Regions from separate parts of the Homo sapiens genome. Here region 1 is linked to region 2. The links are chromatin loops, found by intact Hi-C in ENCODE. Cell type or tissue: Caco-2. All regions are shown on one strand.

Region 1 (8,000 bases), 260 kb after region 2:
AAGCCATTTGGGAAGTTGGAATCAGACAGAGACATTGATGTTTTAGGAAACTACTTAGAAAAAACACAGAGAACAGAAATCCAAAAATAACAATGAAAGAAATAATAATATATCTTATTCTTTTTGTGTTAACCTGATTTTATGTGCCCCATTGCAATTTTTAGAGTTGATTTTTCCTAACTTTGGCATTTCTCATCACATAAAGGGATAGGATTGTCTGATGCCCTTTCATATAGGAAAAGGCCCACCTGATCCAGTCTTAGTCAGATATGTGCACTGGACTGAGTAGACACTAGCAGTGATGGCCTGCTGTAAGCCACCTGCCTTTGGTGTAGTGGGTGGGGCAGGGGATGGAGATGGGTAACAATGCCTTAGCCAAAGCTCAGCCTTTGAAATTAATCAGATCTGGGCTCAAATCTCAGCACCACTACTTCCTAGTCATATGACTTGGGGAAGTCAGTTTCCTCATTTGTAAAAAGAACATACTAATGTTTATCTCAGAGATGCTGAGCTGGTTAAGTGTAACAAAAACAGTAGTAGTCTCTTCTCTCATTGTTGTCTATTTTTCTTTGGTCTTTAATGCCGATTGACACATCCAGGAATCACAGAAATGGTCTTGGCTTTTTTTTTTTTTTTTTTTTTTTTTTGAGATGGAGTCTCGCTGTGTCACCCAGGCTGGAGTGCAGTGGCACAATCTCGGCTCACTGCAACCTCCACCTCCTGGGTTCAAGCTATTCTCCTGCCTCAGCCTCCCAAGTAGCTGGAACTACAGGCACCTGCCACCATGCCCAGCTAATTTAACACAGATTTCTGAGTACCTATTGTGTGAGTCAGGCACTGCCAGGCTACGTAGGGACATAAAAACCAATTCTAGTGAAGTTCTTGTGGTTATGTGATTTCTAGATAATTAGGGGGAGACTAAAAGTTAAATCTCAATTTTATTTTGAAATCAGTTTCTGATTTCCTGATGCATAATGGGAAACAATAGGATTCAAGGTATACTAAAACCCCTCAGAATGTCCAAGAATTACAGTAGATAGCCAAATAATTTCCTTAGCCGCAAATATATTCCATGATCTGGAAATGAATTATACATGATAATTTTTGATTAATTCCTCTTGGCATTTTTACTATAAATTAATTTCTTAATTTAAACAAATGCTTAATCAGAGGTGTTCTGTGCTCTTCACAGGTACTGAGATATAAAAAGATATATACATATTCTGCATTCCCCCAATTGTTTATAATTTTATTATTTTAATTGATGGCTTTAAAAAATAATTTGTTCAGATCAGTGCAATATTCTGTGCCTTTCTGAGATTTACTCTATTGTAAGGAGTAAAACCCTCAAACATACATGTAAACAGAAACGCTTAACACCAAACACCACACAGCAAATAAACCCACTCAAAATTTTCCATCTCTAAGTATAAGCACCTTATTGACAATCTCTTCTTTCCCTATGTTAAATATAAGTGAGGTGTGTACTTAGCCCCTTGTCATTGTAGTCTTGTTAGAAATGCATCTAGACTCCCATAGAGGTGACTTTCTTCCTGTTTCACACAAGTTACTATAAAATGTGAACTATCATGGTTTTGCATTATATTGACTCAAGGGTATTTAACAAAAATAAAAGCATCAACTCACATGCATGTCTTTCTACTTTAGGCAAGGGCAAGATTATCATTGTGCTTTTCCCACTGTATCAGATCTACTGCTCTCTGCCTAAGCACTAATGGTCTCAGTGACATTGAACAGATGAATTATTTCAAATTTAGTTTCTCATCTGTAGATTCAATTGTGGTGTCCTCTTATGATGTGAGCTGGTAGAGCTACCAGACAAAATATAAGATGCCCAGTTAAATTTGAATTTTAGATAGAGGATGAATATATTTTTAGTATAAGTATATCCCAAGTATTGCATGAGGCATACTTATACTAAAAAAATTCAGTCTTTATCTGAAATTCAAATTTAACTGATGTTCTGTATTTTTTAATTGTAACTAAAGAAATTATATTGTAAATTATAAGTTAAAATTTTGTAATTAAATTGTAAATTATAAATTAAAAATTGTATTGTAAATCGACAAGTTATAACCATATATATTTATGGGGTAAAAGTGATATTATGATATATGCATAAAAAATGGAATAATTAAATCAAGCTAATTAACATACCCATCACCTTACTTATCATTTTTTGTGGTGAGAACATTTGACATTTACTCTCTTATTAATTATGAGATATACAACAAACAATTAATAACTATAGTCATCATGCTGTGAAATAGACCTAAAAAAAAACCCCTTATTTCTCCTGTCTAACCGAAGATGTTCTGTATTTTTATTTCCTAAATCTAGCAACCCTAGTTGTTTGAATTCTTGGAAAGAGAACATTCTCACAATATTTGTACATACCTAGGATGTTTAGTACAGAAGTATGTCTAATCTGTACTAACCTGTGTGTTTGCTTTAGGACAAGTGTTTTAGGACATCAGTGCGTAAACCCTGACTGGAGGCCTTGGTACATCCTACCTGTTCAGCATTAGAACCTTTGGAATAATGAAATAGGAGAAACTACTCTGGGAATGAAAACACCCCCAGGCTGCTTTCCTTTCTGTTGCCCCCAGTCCATAGGGAGTCAGTCACTCTGAGCTGGATTACGGGGCCACTTTCTGCTGTCTGGCTCAGCATGAGACTGGGTGTTTCCATTTCACCTCCAACAGGTCACAATAGGAACAAAGTTGCAAGTCCAAGTTCAATATTTGGCTTCTGTTAAATATTTTACAACTACTCATTTTTCATGCCCAGAGTTTCCTTTTATTGAATTTTGATGTCTGATTCTGTCTCTTCCATAAGAATTAAATCCACTCACACAAAGGTTCAATCTGAAACTTGTTGTGAGGAATTCTCCCCCTTAAGTCTGGGTATCCAGGGCCACTAGCAATGGTATTGTTCTCCTATGTTGCTCCCATTGTAATGAGCTTACAATCCGAATCTTTAGATCTACTGCAAGTTTAATTGAAAGAAGCATTTCAGCACTAAGATCTATTATCCAGTGAATTGAAGGGGAAGTAAGAAACTAATACTGATGCGTGTCTAGGGTCCACAAACATGCCCGATGAACAAGTATGTTAGCTTATAATTTATTTTGAAAAGAGGCTTGAAATACAAAAATGTTAAATAATGCAAAGAGGTTGATATCTATAAAGAAGTCTGACATGTCCTCTAGAGCATGAGCCCTTTTTCCAAATAAGGGTCCACATCTACAAGTGGTCAGTTCTTAATTACATGGGGAAACAGAAGTGATAGGGCGAACATGTCCCATTCTTGGGCCAGCATCTGAGTAGGAGAATTACCATTATCAAAGGCCTACACACTTATCACATGAAGGCAATATGTGTTTTTAAAGGGGCAGGTTGTGCACAGGAGTGCCTCTGCTTAGTGGTGGCTTCTTACTGGTCTGTGAAATTCATATAATTGTTCTAAGAGGTCACTTGGCTATAGTAGGCTGATTTTGGTCTTGACCAAACTGCTGGTCACCTTTACCGAATTGCAAACATGATTTCTACAATTGTTGCCCTTGTTTAGCACATGAAAAATTTTTGTCCAGAAGAAACTTCTTTTAGTCTTCTATATCATCCAGAAAGAGGTCCTTCCACATCCAGATGTTTCAGACAGTGGACTACGTAGGGAATCAACATCTGTTATTGATTGATTTGTGATCTTTCCTCTGCCTTTGTTGAAGGTTTTAGCAAGCAGCAAAATGACCAAAAAGCAAGGGATCAAATTTGACTCAGACTAATAAAAATCTGACCCTTGTCCTAAGCCTCTGGAGTTTTGATTGAGGTTGTGAAACAGTTGTGTTTATGAATCTAGTTAATTGAGCTCTTACTTAGAATGCTTTCACTTATTGCAAACTATTGAAATGCAAGTGCATTTTAGAAGCATCTGTGTACTATATTCATTAAGCTGCATGTGTCTTCCACATGCCAGTGACTTTTGCAAATCCAGGAAAGGCATTCTCCTTCCCAGAACTTGTAGTGGTTCCTAGGATGCTGAAGTCCCATAATTTTATGGATTCTGACGTTAAGTATTTCAAATGCCATCAAGTTGAAATTTGGCAAAACAATTTATATTCTAGATATATTTTTAAAAACTCTCTGTTTGATGTGCTTGGGATGCTATCTAAAATGAGAGTCAGGAATGTGAGAATCCATTTCTGTGACAAGCAGGTGAAGACCATGCCTTTTTAGGGGGTTGTCTTGTAGCAGCAAAGTCCTGGGTAAGTTAAAGACAGGAATGGGAATGTAGTGCAAGTTTCCATCCCTTCCTCCAGCTATTTATGGTCGTTAAGGGCTGAAGGAAGGAAGAAGGTTTCGAGAAGGGGATTTGGAGGAAGAGAGGAAGAGGACACAGGGGGACAGCAGGAGCTGCAGCCACCATGTGGTGACTCTCTTGAATGGCTGCTAGTTACCAGCTTCTGGCATGATTCTTGAGTGAAAGACCTTGAACAAACTTGTTTCTAGTGGCAGAAGTTGAGGAGACATCAGGGGACAATTTGAAGGAGGCTGCAGGTTTGCACAGGCCCTTGGAATACTAAGCTGGCCACAATCAAATAGTAATGTTGGCCAGATATGGTGGCTCACACCTGTAATTCCAGCACTTAGGGAGGGCGAGGTGGGAGGATCACTTGAGCCCAGGAGTTTGAGACCAGCCTGGGCAGCATGGCAAAGCCCCATCTCTACAAAAAATACAAACATTAGCCAGGCGTGGTGGTGTCTGCCTGTGGTCCCGGCTACTCAGGAGGCTGAGGTGGGAAAATCGCTTGAGCCTGGGAGGTGGAGGTTACAGTGAGCCATGACTGCACCACTGCACTCCAGCCTGGGCGACAGGGCAAGACTCTCTCTCTCTCTCTCTCTTTCTCTCTCTCTCTCTATCTATCATCTATCTATCTATCTATCTATCTATCTATCTATCTATCTATCTATCATCATCTATCTATATAAAATGTTACTTAAACCCTTTTGGTCTCCATAGGCTGGTGAGGCCAGTGGTCTGAGATAAGTAATGTAACTTGCAAATAGCCCTGGCCATCATGAGACATCCCAATTTATTGAACATCTTCTGTACTTTTCATCCATATCACCCTTCAAAGGTATCCAAGCTATCTGGGGAACTGATAATAGGCATGTGCAAGACACACTGCTGGCCAGGTGCACCTTTTTGTAAGAATACTATTGACTATAGGAGTTTCAGCCTATCCTTTTAGAACAGTGTTTCCCAAATTTTTTCCAAAGCATAAGAACCTTCTGAGTCATTTGTTAACATACAAATTCCCAGGCCTGTCTCTTGGAGATTCTGATTCAGGAGGTTGGTAGGAGAGTGAGGCAAGGTGGCGAGTGCTGGCATGAGGTCTGAGAATCTGTATTTTTAATGACCACCTCGGGATCTTTATGATCATTAAATTTAGGAGATGTTTACTTTAGATGGGATTAATGTATAAAATGACCTGGTTGGCTGGATTTTGCCCAGCATTTGATGTCTGGGATTTAATGAATAAGTACATCATGTTACCTTATTTATGACTTTTCTTAATTTCATAGATTTTGGTACATTTCTCTTTTAGGCCTTATTAGGTGGGAGTTCAAATCTTTTAAGTCTTTCTTCCGTGAAAACTGCTTCACCCACATGTTTCCAGCCATATCTGGATATTGAGTGCAAGGACCAGAATAGCATGCAGTTTTTCAGATGTTGATGTATTAATTACCATTGCGTTCAGGAGGGTAAGAACAAGCCTTCACCTCTATCCCTTCGCCACTTCCAGACTGCATCTCTTCATCTCTGCATTCCAACCACATAGAACAGCCTCTTTAGAACTCCATGGCCTGCCCATCGGTCTTTTTTCTTCCTTTGCGGAACACCAAATCCTTTCAACCTATCTACATCTACCAAACTCCCACCACTTTTGTTTGTTTGTTTGTTTTTGTTTTTGAGATGGAGTCTTGCTCTGTCTTCCAGGCTGGGGTACAGTGGTATGATCTTGGCTCACTGCAACCTTGGCCTCCTGGGTTCAAGCAACTCTCCTACTTCGGCCTCCTGACTAGCTGCAATTGCAGGCATGCATCACCACATCCAGCTAATTTTTGTATTTTTAGTAGAGATGGGGTTTCACCATGCTGGCCAGGCTGGTCTTGAACTCCTGACCTCAAGTGATCTGCCCACCTCGGCCTCCAAAAGTGCTGGGACTATAAGTGTGAGCCATTGCACTTGGCCCTCCCAGCACTTCTTTTAGCTTACTTGAGCCCAGTCATCTGGGTATGTGCTCTTTTTCCATGTAGCATCATGTGGTTATGTCTAGAAGAGCATTTGCCACATTCCATCAGTTTATTTGTCACCCTGTTAAACTATAAGCTTTGTATTTCCAACAGCAAGCACAGTGCATGGCACATAGTCTGTGCTCAGTACACATTTGTTGAAAGAATGAATGTTTATTTGTTACATTTTCTGATGTCATCCAACATTCATGTGCTTCTTTGTTTGCAGGAACATGGCAGGGGTAGTGTCTGCAGAAAAAGCCCTTGAAGTCTAGGACAAATGAAAGCCCAGATGCTGCAGTTTCACAGGAACATTTTGTATGGCCTCTCCTAAATGTTGACACTCATCTTCCAACTTATATCAAGTCACAGTTGTGAGAGACCTTTGCCCTGTTCTCTCCCTTTGAGCGTTTCACATAGTGAGTGTCTTGGCATCATCTGTATTCTGGGAGCTCTCTCTCTGTTCTCTTGTAGAATACTTATAAAACATCAGATGGCCCCAATTCTGATCTCTATGGAAACTCATTTTTTTTTTACCCAGAAAGATGTTTATTTCTATTTTCTTTTTCTTTTTAGCTCTTATACTTCTCTTTCTTTGATAAAACAACAGGCTTTGAAGAATAGAGGTCTTAAGCTCATTAAGAGCCATTTGGATATGAATGGTTACAAATAGTACATATTTTGTTGGACTGGAATGGGAGAAGAGTCTATAAAAACATATGAACTGGGACTCATACCAAATAACATTATTTTGGGAACCATATTTTATTTTATTTTAATTAAATTAATTAAATTTATTTATTGAAATGGAGTCTCGCTCTGTCGCCCAGGCTGGAGTGCAGTGGCTTGATTTCAGCTCACTGCAACCTCTGCCTCCCAGGTTCAAGCAATTCTCATGCCTCAGCCTCCTGAGTAGCTGGGATTACAGGTGTGTACCACCATGCCCGGCTAATTTTTGTATTTTTTAGTAGAGACAGGGTTTCACCATGTTGGCCAGGTTGGTTTCTAACTCCTGGCCTCAAGTGATCCACCCGCCTCAGCCTGCCAAAGTGCTGGGATTACAGGCGTGAGTCACTGCACCCAGCTGAGAACCATATTTTTAAAAGAAATGGATACTTTCACAATGTGCATGAAAATATCTTTTAAGAATACATGTCAGCCAACTCAACTCAAAGTCCTTCTAAAGGCCTATTAGGTCCTATGTGGTCTGACCCTTGCTACTTCTCTGAACACATCTCCCACCAAATTCCTCTCGCCCACTTGGCTCTAGCCAAATGAGCCTCTCTGCTTTCCTGTTCACTCAGCCTGAATAACTTTCCCACCTGTTTTCCTTCAATCTCTGCTGAAATATCACCTTCTCAGTGAGTTTTCCTTTGGATACGCTATATAAAAACCCACCTCCCCCATCCTGTCTGGCACTATTTAGCTGCCTCTCAGGCTTTATTTTGCTCTAAAGCAGTCATCACCTTCTGAGGTATGTTCCATGTATTTGTGATTGTTTTGTCTGTCTCCCCTGCTTGAAGGTAAACTCCAGAAAGGCTGAGGCTTGTCTGTCTTGTTCACTGCTGTATCTTCAGGACTTAGTCCAGTATCTGGCAACAGACTATGAGATCAATGAATATTTGTCATTCAATATTGAATTTAATTTCTATCATATAGTATTTGTAAAATCTGTATTATTAC
Region 2 (8,000 bases):
CCTCAGCTTGCAGCGACCACCCGATCCCAGGCTGTTCGCTGAAGGAGGAGGAGAAGCAGCATTCGCAGCCGCAGCAGCAGCAACTTGACCCAAGTAAGTGCAAAAGAAATTGCCCCCTGATTTATTGCTGAAACCTGTAAGGCTCGAATGTGCAAAACTGATAGTTTTACTAACCTATAAAAACGTCTAGACGCCTACCCAAGCCTAGGCGAACAACATGCATCCATAAAAAGAGCTTCCCATAACCACCTACCCTGGGCGCTCAGTTAGTACGGTAAACAGAGCGCGAGCATTAAGGCTTTTTATGATAATTCCCCACAAGTTGTGAAAAGCGACCATCCTTGGTGAAATTAATTTAACGACCTCTCTTCCCCACCCTGTGGTCTCTCCCTGCCTCCCCTCCTCTCCTCTCTCCCCGTCTCCAAACCTCCCTCTTTGTAGACAACCCCGCCGCGAACTGGATCCACGCTCGCTCCACCCGGAAAAAGCGCTGTCCCTACACCAAATACCAGACGCTTGAGCTGGAGAAAGAATTCCTCTTCAACATGTACCTCACCCGGGACCGGCGCTACGAGGTGGCCAGGATTCTCAACCTAACAGAGAGACAGGTCAAAATCTGGTTTCAGAACCGTAGGATGAAAATGAAAAAGATGAGCAAGGAGAAATGCCCCAAAGGAGACTGACCCGGCGCGGTGCTGGCGGGAGCGCTCAAGGGCAGCGGATTTGTTGTTGTTGCTGTTTTCCTTTGTGGGTGTTTGGTGCTTGATTTCCAGAAACTCTCCAGCGACTTGGACTTCTTCTTCTTTTTTTTTTTCTTTTTAGATAGAAGTGACTGTGTGGTTGGTCTCTGAGGTATTTGGGGGACTCTGTATTTGCTCGTTTACGTGTTGGAAAAACCAAGTGGCTTTGGGGTTTCGCCCTATCCCACTCCCTCTCTTTCCTGCTCCATTGGTTCCTTAAGAAATGCTATATTTTGTGAGTGCAAGCTGGCTTGGGGAGCCCTCTCTTGTGTAAATGTCCCCCATGTTTCTGAAAAGTGCTGTAGTTTAGTCCCCTCACCCCCAGCACTGCCCAAACAGGGGCCAAGTGCGCCCCAATTCCAAGAATGAAGGCAGAGCGACAACAGTGCGGACACCCCGGCTGCTAGCCCACGGTGAAGCCCGGCGGGGTTGCCCACCAGTTGCGAAAGCCCCCTTTCCTCAGGGAGCACGCGGGACCTCGGTGGAGATCTCCAGTGAGGCTTAGAGGAGCCCAGGGCCTCGGGCGGGTTGGGGTTTGTCCTCAGTGCATTGGACGCGCTGCTCTCTCCCCTGAAGGCTGGGCTCGCGTGGGCGGCCGCGGGTGGTGGCCCTCCCGGTTCCTGCCCGAGGACCAGTTGTAAATGTTACTGCTTCCTACTAATAAATGCTGACCTGATCAAATGGAGCCCAGACGCTGGCCCTAAACATTGTGTGCCTGCTTTCTCTGCCTCTCTGCAAAATATCACACTCAGGATATTTCTCCTCTACCCCTGGGAGTGAGACATTGTTAAAAATTCAGGGCCCTTCCACCTGACAGATCTCTCTGATGTGTCTCTGCCTTCTCTGCCTCACATCCCTTTGTGTAGGCAGATGCAGCAGCACAGACCCTGTGGGGGGACATTGGTGCCTCCCCAAGCCTGGTTCAAGGTCCTCCACGAACTCTGTGCTTGGGCCCAGTGTTAGCCTTGCAGAAGCGCCCAGAAGAGCCAGCAGGCCCCAGAAGCCAGGCACTTTCAGGCTGGGGCTTGGGTACACAGCACCCTAACCTTCCCTGGGCTCCTGAAGCCCCAGATGCCAAACCCCTCTCCAAACAAGGGAAAGGCCAACTCTACACTCTGGAGCAACTGTCCCAGCTCGGTGGGGCTAGCTGGCTCCGGGAGGTCCCAGCTGGTCAGGCTGTGAGCTTCTGCTCCTCCCCACCAAAGCCCCAAAGTGACCTTAGCGATCAAAATGGTCAAGGCTCTCCTCCCCAGCCACCTCCATTTCACCGCCCCCTTCCCCCCACCCAGCTTCTGTGTATGTTTAGCCCCCAGCTTGGCCCTCTGAGGGCTGCATTCAGGGGCTAAAATGAAGGTCATTGTAAGTGAGGGTTTGGGTGAGCACAGCATTTGCAGGCCAAAGAGGCAGCACTGCCAAGTGGCCTGAGCTGGGTGGAAGGTGGGGGCGGTGGCAGAGATCTTGGGGGATCCCAATGAAAGAGGGGACGCGAAGAAAAAGCATAGGGGGGCTGGGAGGGAAAGCCAAGGAAGGCCCAGATCCGGCAGAAGGTGCTGCGCACCCCTGCCACTGTGGCCAGCTGGGTACCTAGGGCTCTTTGAAAACAGGAAGAGCCGAGGTGTCATAAAGCCATCTAGCGGGCCAGACGTCTGGAGGTAATGAGTTTACGACAGGCCCAGTGCTTTGCTTTGAAACCATCTCATTTTGATGTTTGTGTTTGTGGGAGAAAAGGAAAAATGCAGACAAAACTGGGTCTTAAAATCTAGACAATAAAATATAAACAAGACTGCGTTGGACCAAGAAGGCAGGGGCATGGGAGCCCCCAGGTGAGGTGTGAGCACCTAGGAAGTAAACATGAAAGAGGTAGGAAGGAAGAGGTGAATGAATTTCTGATTTTTGAAATGAACCAGGTAATGGAAGTAGCCTAAGGAGATGGCATTTTACAATATTTTGACTATGACCACGGTTTAGCTGGTTCTTTAGAAACAAACAAACAAAAAAATTGGCCTGTTATCTGGGGATAGGGTGGTTAGTGATCTTAGGTCATTTACCCAGGTGAGAGTCTCCCAGAAGTGTGGTTCGCGGGAAAAGATGAAGTTAGATGCCTATTCACAAGAATCTCTGGCCCTCCACTCCAAACTTTGAAGCAAAATGTTGTTGAAATTTATGTCTATTCACTTATAAAAAAATACAATTGTTACACCTAAACTGGAGGAAAGCAGTTTTGAAGATGAGTAAAAAGATTAACCTAACAGGAAACACTTAAGCCAATTGAATAGTCATTGCTTTTAAAAAAAATTCTAGTGGAATGCTTAGTTCAATGACTTTTGATATATATTTTTAAAATCCCATTTATTGTCCATAGAAATTCCAACAAACAGAAGCGCAAAGGGACTTTCCAGACAGCCACTCAGAGATCCAGCAAAAAGCTTTTGATTTGGCTTCGATTCCCCCCAAAATCGGCCACCTAAGTGGGCCCCAAAGCATTAAAGTTACAGTGTTAAAGTAGCAAATATTCATGATTTAATCCTAAAAGTAACAGCTGTAAGAGAAAAACAAAAACATAACAATACTTGATTTCTGTAATTTCTTGGTTGCCAAAGTGTCTGGTTCCTCTGGAAAATAAAAAGCCTCTTGGCAGTTGATATTTAGAAAGTTGTAGGTTTTGTTAAATCTAGCCTGTCCTATAATTGTTTTAAAAGGCACAGCTGGGCGGTTACAGCATGGGGACTTTTGGTGTCTGGCAAAAGAAGGGCTGGAAGCTTTTGGAAAAGACACTACTGGAAGCTGTTGGGAGCACTGATTAGAATATCCTAGGCATACAGGAGCTCCTGCTTGCTGCTCTTGACTTGTTGACAGTCACAGGAATGAAGCATTATTAGTGTCAGCAGTCCAAGCCCCAAATTGAAGAACGAGATTAGAATTGGTTTGAGATGAATAAAAATTAAATTCAGTGGACTGGAGGTGGCATTTGGCCACTAGAGAGCGCTGTTGCTCCACTTTCTGATCTCGTAAAGCTGGAATTGCGGCGGAGAAAGGTTTTGATTAAAAATATTAACAATCTTATTTTTAATCCGAAATTAGGATAATTTTAACCAAAAATAAACAAGGTGTACTATTAATTTCTGTGTTTGCTGGGCATAAAATTTTGGCTCGATCATGGCTTCAGAAACTTTGGACTGTGGCACAGCTGAAACTATAAAACATGATAAATTAATGTATTATATCAAAACAGAAAGCTGTAAAAAGCATAGATCTTTTCTTACTAAGTTAATCGCGCTCTTTTTCTACTCATATTATAAACGGAATGCTTAAATAAATGTTAAAAACTGTTTTGTCCCAAGAGGAAATGTTGTAACGTTTTCTAAATTTGGCCTGAATGTCTATAAATGAATTTTCTAGTGTTCATTTTTCTTTTATTCCCCCGAGGAATCACACAGTTCTACAAGATGCCTGGTATTGTTGAGATCCAGGCTCTTTCATTTTCCCCCCCCCCATTCCATTCCAAAATCCACTCATTTATCCAGGGTTCAAACACACACACACACACACACACACACACACACACACGCCAAACTGAAAAAAAGGGGCACAATTACAAAGGTAGCTCCAAGGCTTTATTGACAATAATAATCTTTTAATTGGGCATTTGCAAGATTGAAGGACAAATCCTTAATTGTCAGAATCAATTCGTTCGCCTTCGGATTTAAAGAAAGTCATTATACTTGGCAATAACCAGCAGAAAAAAAACCCCACAAAAACAAACAGCAACAACAACAAAAAAACCCTTGCTCTCCACCACCCCAAGTCTGCACTCCTTACTAATTTAAAAATTAAATAAAGCATGCCTCTGTCATCTCCAGATTCATTAACGATTCCTTTACCTTTCAGTCATTCCCAGTAGAAATAATTGAGTCGGACATTATCACCTTGCTATGTCTGTCCATCTCGATCTCATTTTCTCCATTTGTAAAAATGATATTTCAGTCCACCCGGACACAAGTCAGGATCGCGCTCGCAGGCTGGGCCAACCCACAAGGAGCTAGGGGTAGCTGAAATCGCTCGCCAGCCTGCAGCATCTCTGAGGCCGTCTGGGGTTTTCGGAAATTTGCATTTGGTGTGGAAAGCCGGCGTGGTGCGTTTAGCTTGAGCAGGGGCGCCTTGGAGGTCTATTTCCAAGGCTGTGGGCCTGGCGCCCTCACGACATTGTACCTATCCCGAAGGAAACGGGGCTCAGTCACCCAAAGAGCCCACGAGAAAGGCCGAGCAGGAGAGGGGAAAACACACACACACAACAGAGAACCATTGCATTTATTGGACATTGAAACGGGAGCAGAGAGGGAAAGGAAGTGTGTGGGGAGGCGGTTGGTAGGGTAAAGCCAGACAGCTTTGGAGAGAGCTGCTAAAATCGGGAATATTTTGTCGATTCACACTCGACTGGGCCACATGACTCGGGCAACTTTTCTTCATCTCTGCTCACAAACTAGGCTGAGCCTTCTCTTTCTCTGCTTTGGGAAAAATTCGTAACTTTGAGGCCTGCGCGCTCTCTCGGCAGTAATTTCACAGGCTTGGCGGAGGAAGTAGGATCGTTAGCATAAGATGGGCCGCCTGCAGCTGCCTGGAACCGGCGCGATCTGAACGCCGGCTGGGAGGCTCCTGGGGGGAACTTGCGGTCGTCTGCCCTCCGCACTCCTCCGGGAACCGCAGCCGGCCCTGGTTCGCTGCGCGCCGGGGCTGAGACCCGGGAGCCGCGTCCTGCCCGAGGAAATGTCACCCTCCCCAGCGCGAGCCCTTTTTCCCGCCTCAGAACGTTTCTGTCCGCTCTTCTATTTACTCTCTCAGCAAGCCTAATGCCCCCTCCTGCATTCTTCAGCCTCCCCCTGCGCCCAGGGCTGACGTCTATCAAGGGTGAAATGATGGAAACTATATTCATGGGCATGATTTCCATTAAATATCAATTAACCTGAGAGCCTCGGCCAGGCTTGCGGTGCGTCAAGGGTAAATGTACATCTCATTTCCACAGGGCCCGCTCGGCTGGAAAAGAAAGGCTTTGATTTGCTTTGATAACGCCAGGATCTGGGGCCACACTCGCGGCTTTTAATTAAACCACTTCGATATGCCCCAACTCAAATGCACGGTCCGGTCCGTCAACACCTCTTGTCCACGTTCCCTGGGCTGCACCCGCGTGTCCAGAGCTGCAAAAGCCACGGGCAACCTCTGCTTTTGCAGCCAGGGGCTCGGGGAGGCAGTCATTTGCTCCGCAGCCTCCTGGGAGTGGCCTCCTTGGCTCCCCCAAGTCTAAGGCTCCGCCGCGGCCCCTCCCTGCCGGCTGCGATCCGCATTCCCGCGGCCCCGGGGCACACGGAGCCCTTGGCAGTGCGTCTTTATGGGCCCCCTTTAAGGCCGGCGGAGGCATCTCGGGCCGGGCGCGGCGCTCCGTCCGTCGGCCGTAGCGACTGAACTGCGCGCGGATCCCTCCGCGGGGCTCCTCGTCCCCGTCACGCTGACTTTCCGTGCAGTGCTGTGGTGCGAAAATGCCTCGCCGGTGCGCACCGGGTCGGCAGCCTCGGCGGCGGGGGCGAGATTGGCGGGAGGGGGGCGCGGGGGGGGCGCGGTAAGAGGTGGCGGCGGGCAGAGGGTGTTTTTTTTCTTTTCCCTCCAGAGCCGGGGTTTGTAAACCGAGGCCAGAGTGTCCCCGTGGGCCGAGCGCACTTTTTTCTTGTCCGGGTGCGCTCAGTCACTGGTGCCTGAGAGGAAACAGTGGAGGCAGCGGGGCAGGTCGCCTGGGGCGTCGGCGATTATATTGCGGCCGAGCCGGGGCGCGCCGGGAAAGGCCGGGAGGGCGGCGGCGCGCGGGGGCTGGGCGAGGCCCCGCGACCCGCGAGGGAGGCGGCGCGAAGCCGAGGCGGCGGGCGCAAGAGCCGGGCATGAGCGCCCAGTAGCTGAGCGCCCGCGGCTGCCTGGCCTCAGAAGCGACGCGCGAGCGCGGGCGGGCGGCAGCAGCGACGTAGCCCGGCGGTCCCGGCGGCGAGAGCAGCCGCCCCACAGGCCCCCGCGGCAGTGCGGCCGAGTCGAGGCTCGCTCTCTGGCTGCTTAGCGCCGCCCGCCCGCCCGGGGCCGCCGCCGCTGACGCCCCAATGAGTTCGTACTTCGTGAACCCGCTGTACTCCAAGTACAAGGCGGCGGCTGCGGCGGCGGCGGCGGCGGGCGAGGCCATCAATCCCACTTACTACGACTGTCACTTCGCGCCCGAGGTCGGCGGCCGTCACGCCGCCGCCGCAGCAGCCCTGCAGCTCTATGGCAACAGCGCCGCCGGCTTCCCGCACGCGCCCCCGCAGGCGCACGCGCACCCGCACCCGTCCCCGCCGCCCTCCGGGACTGGGTGCGGCGGTAGGGAAGGCCGGGGCCAGGAGTACTTCCACCCCGGCGGGGGCAGCCCGGCCGCTGCCTACCAGGCCGCCCCCCCTCCTCCTCCGCATCCTCCGCCTCCGCCGCCACCTCCCCCCTGCGGCGGGATTGCCTGTCACGGGGAGCCCGCGAAGTTTTACGGATACGATAACTTACAGAGACAGCCGATTTTTACGACCCAGCAAGAGGCCGAGCTGGTACAATATCCTGACTGTAAATCGTCCAGTGGTAATATTGGCGAGGACCCAGACCACTTAAATCAGAGCTCGTCTCCTTCTCAAATGTTTCCGTGGATGAGACCACAAGGTTGGGATGCATTTTTTTTTTAAGAAGGGAGAGGGGGAGAAATCTGCTTTCATCTCACGTTCTGGCTTTAAAACTCCCGTTCCCTCTCCCCCTCCTTTTCCTTCTTGTGTAGCCACAGTGGCTCTTATTCATAAAGTAATACAGACTTTTTTTAAAAAAGTAGGAACCATGTAAAGATGATGGGGACAGAATAATTGTGAAGACCTCTCTGCTCCTCTTGCCTGCACACCCTATATATATATATCGGAGCTAAAGAGCTCTGTGTATATTTCACCCCGTAGACCCCCGTTCCACAAACCTCCAGCAACATGCAGAGGTACCATAACATTTTTAAAACTTTTATTCCCCCCCCCTTTTTTTTTGTTTTAATCAGCAGCTCCTGGTAGACGAAGAGGAAGACAAACCTACAGTCGCTTCCAAACTCTAGAGTTGGAAAAGGAATTTCTTTTTAACCCCTATCTGACCAGGAAAAGAAGAATCGAGGTTTCCCACGCCCTAGCCCTCACCGAGAGACAGGTAAAAATCTGGTTCCAGAACAGGAGAATGAAA

The links. A loop is a pair of places that touch in the nucleus more often than their neighbours do. Peaks named below come from ENCODE experiments on the same cell type or tissue, not always from the same donor. Only the 100,000 strongest peaks of a DNase experiment are listed, where the experiment ranks them.
Region 1: it touches region 2 in a loop (3-fold over the local background); 2 of 110 quality-filtered maps call a loop at or near these places.

What each region holds. Positions count from the first base shown.
Region 1 is chr2:176,381,586-176,389,585 of GRCh38, forward strand. No RefSeq gene overlaps it. Among named protein-coding and RNA genes, the nearest start is that of MTX2, 120 kb to the left of the region's middle. In Caco-2, CTCF peaks have their summits at 4,461 and 4,668; no DNase peak of the experiment used is centred here.
Region 2 is chr2:176,123,493-176,131,492 of GRCh38, forward strand. HOXD9 (homeobox D9) reads left to right here. Exons shown (of 2, transcript NM_014213.4): 1 at 1-93; 2 at 442-1,445. The coding sequence ends at 683. HOXD8 (homeobox D8) reads left to right here and starts at 6,213. Exons shown (of 2, transcript NM_019558.4): 1 at 6,213-7,451; 2 at 7,825-8,000. The coding sequence starts at 6,875. LOC100129455 (a long non-coding RNA gene) reads right to left here and starts at 7,036. Exons shown (of 1, transcript NR_187615.1): 1 at 4,333-7,036. In Caco-2, a CTCF peak has its summit at 3,726 (motif pointing right); DNase peaks (open chromatin) are centred at 3,726, 6,168 and 6,965; H3K4me3 peaks cover 1,635 bases; H3K27me3 peaks cover 1,447 bases.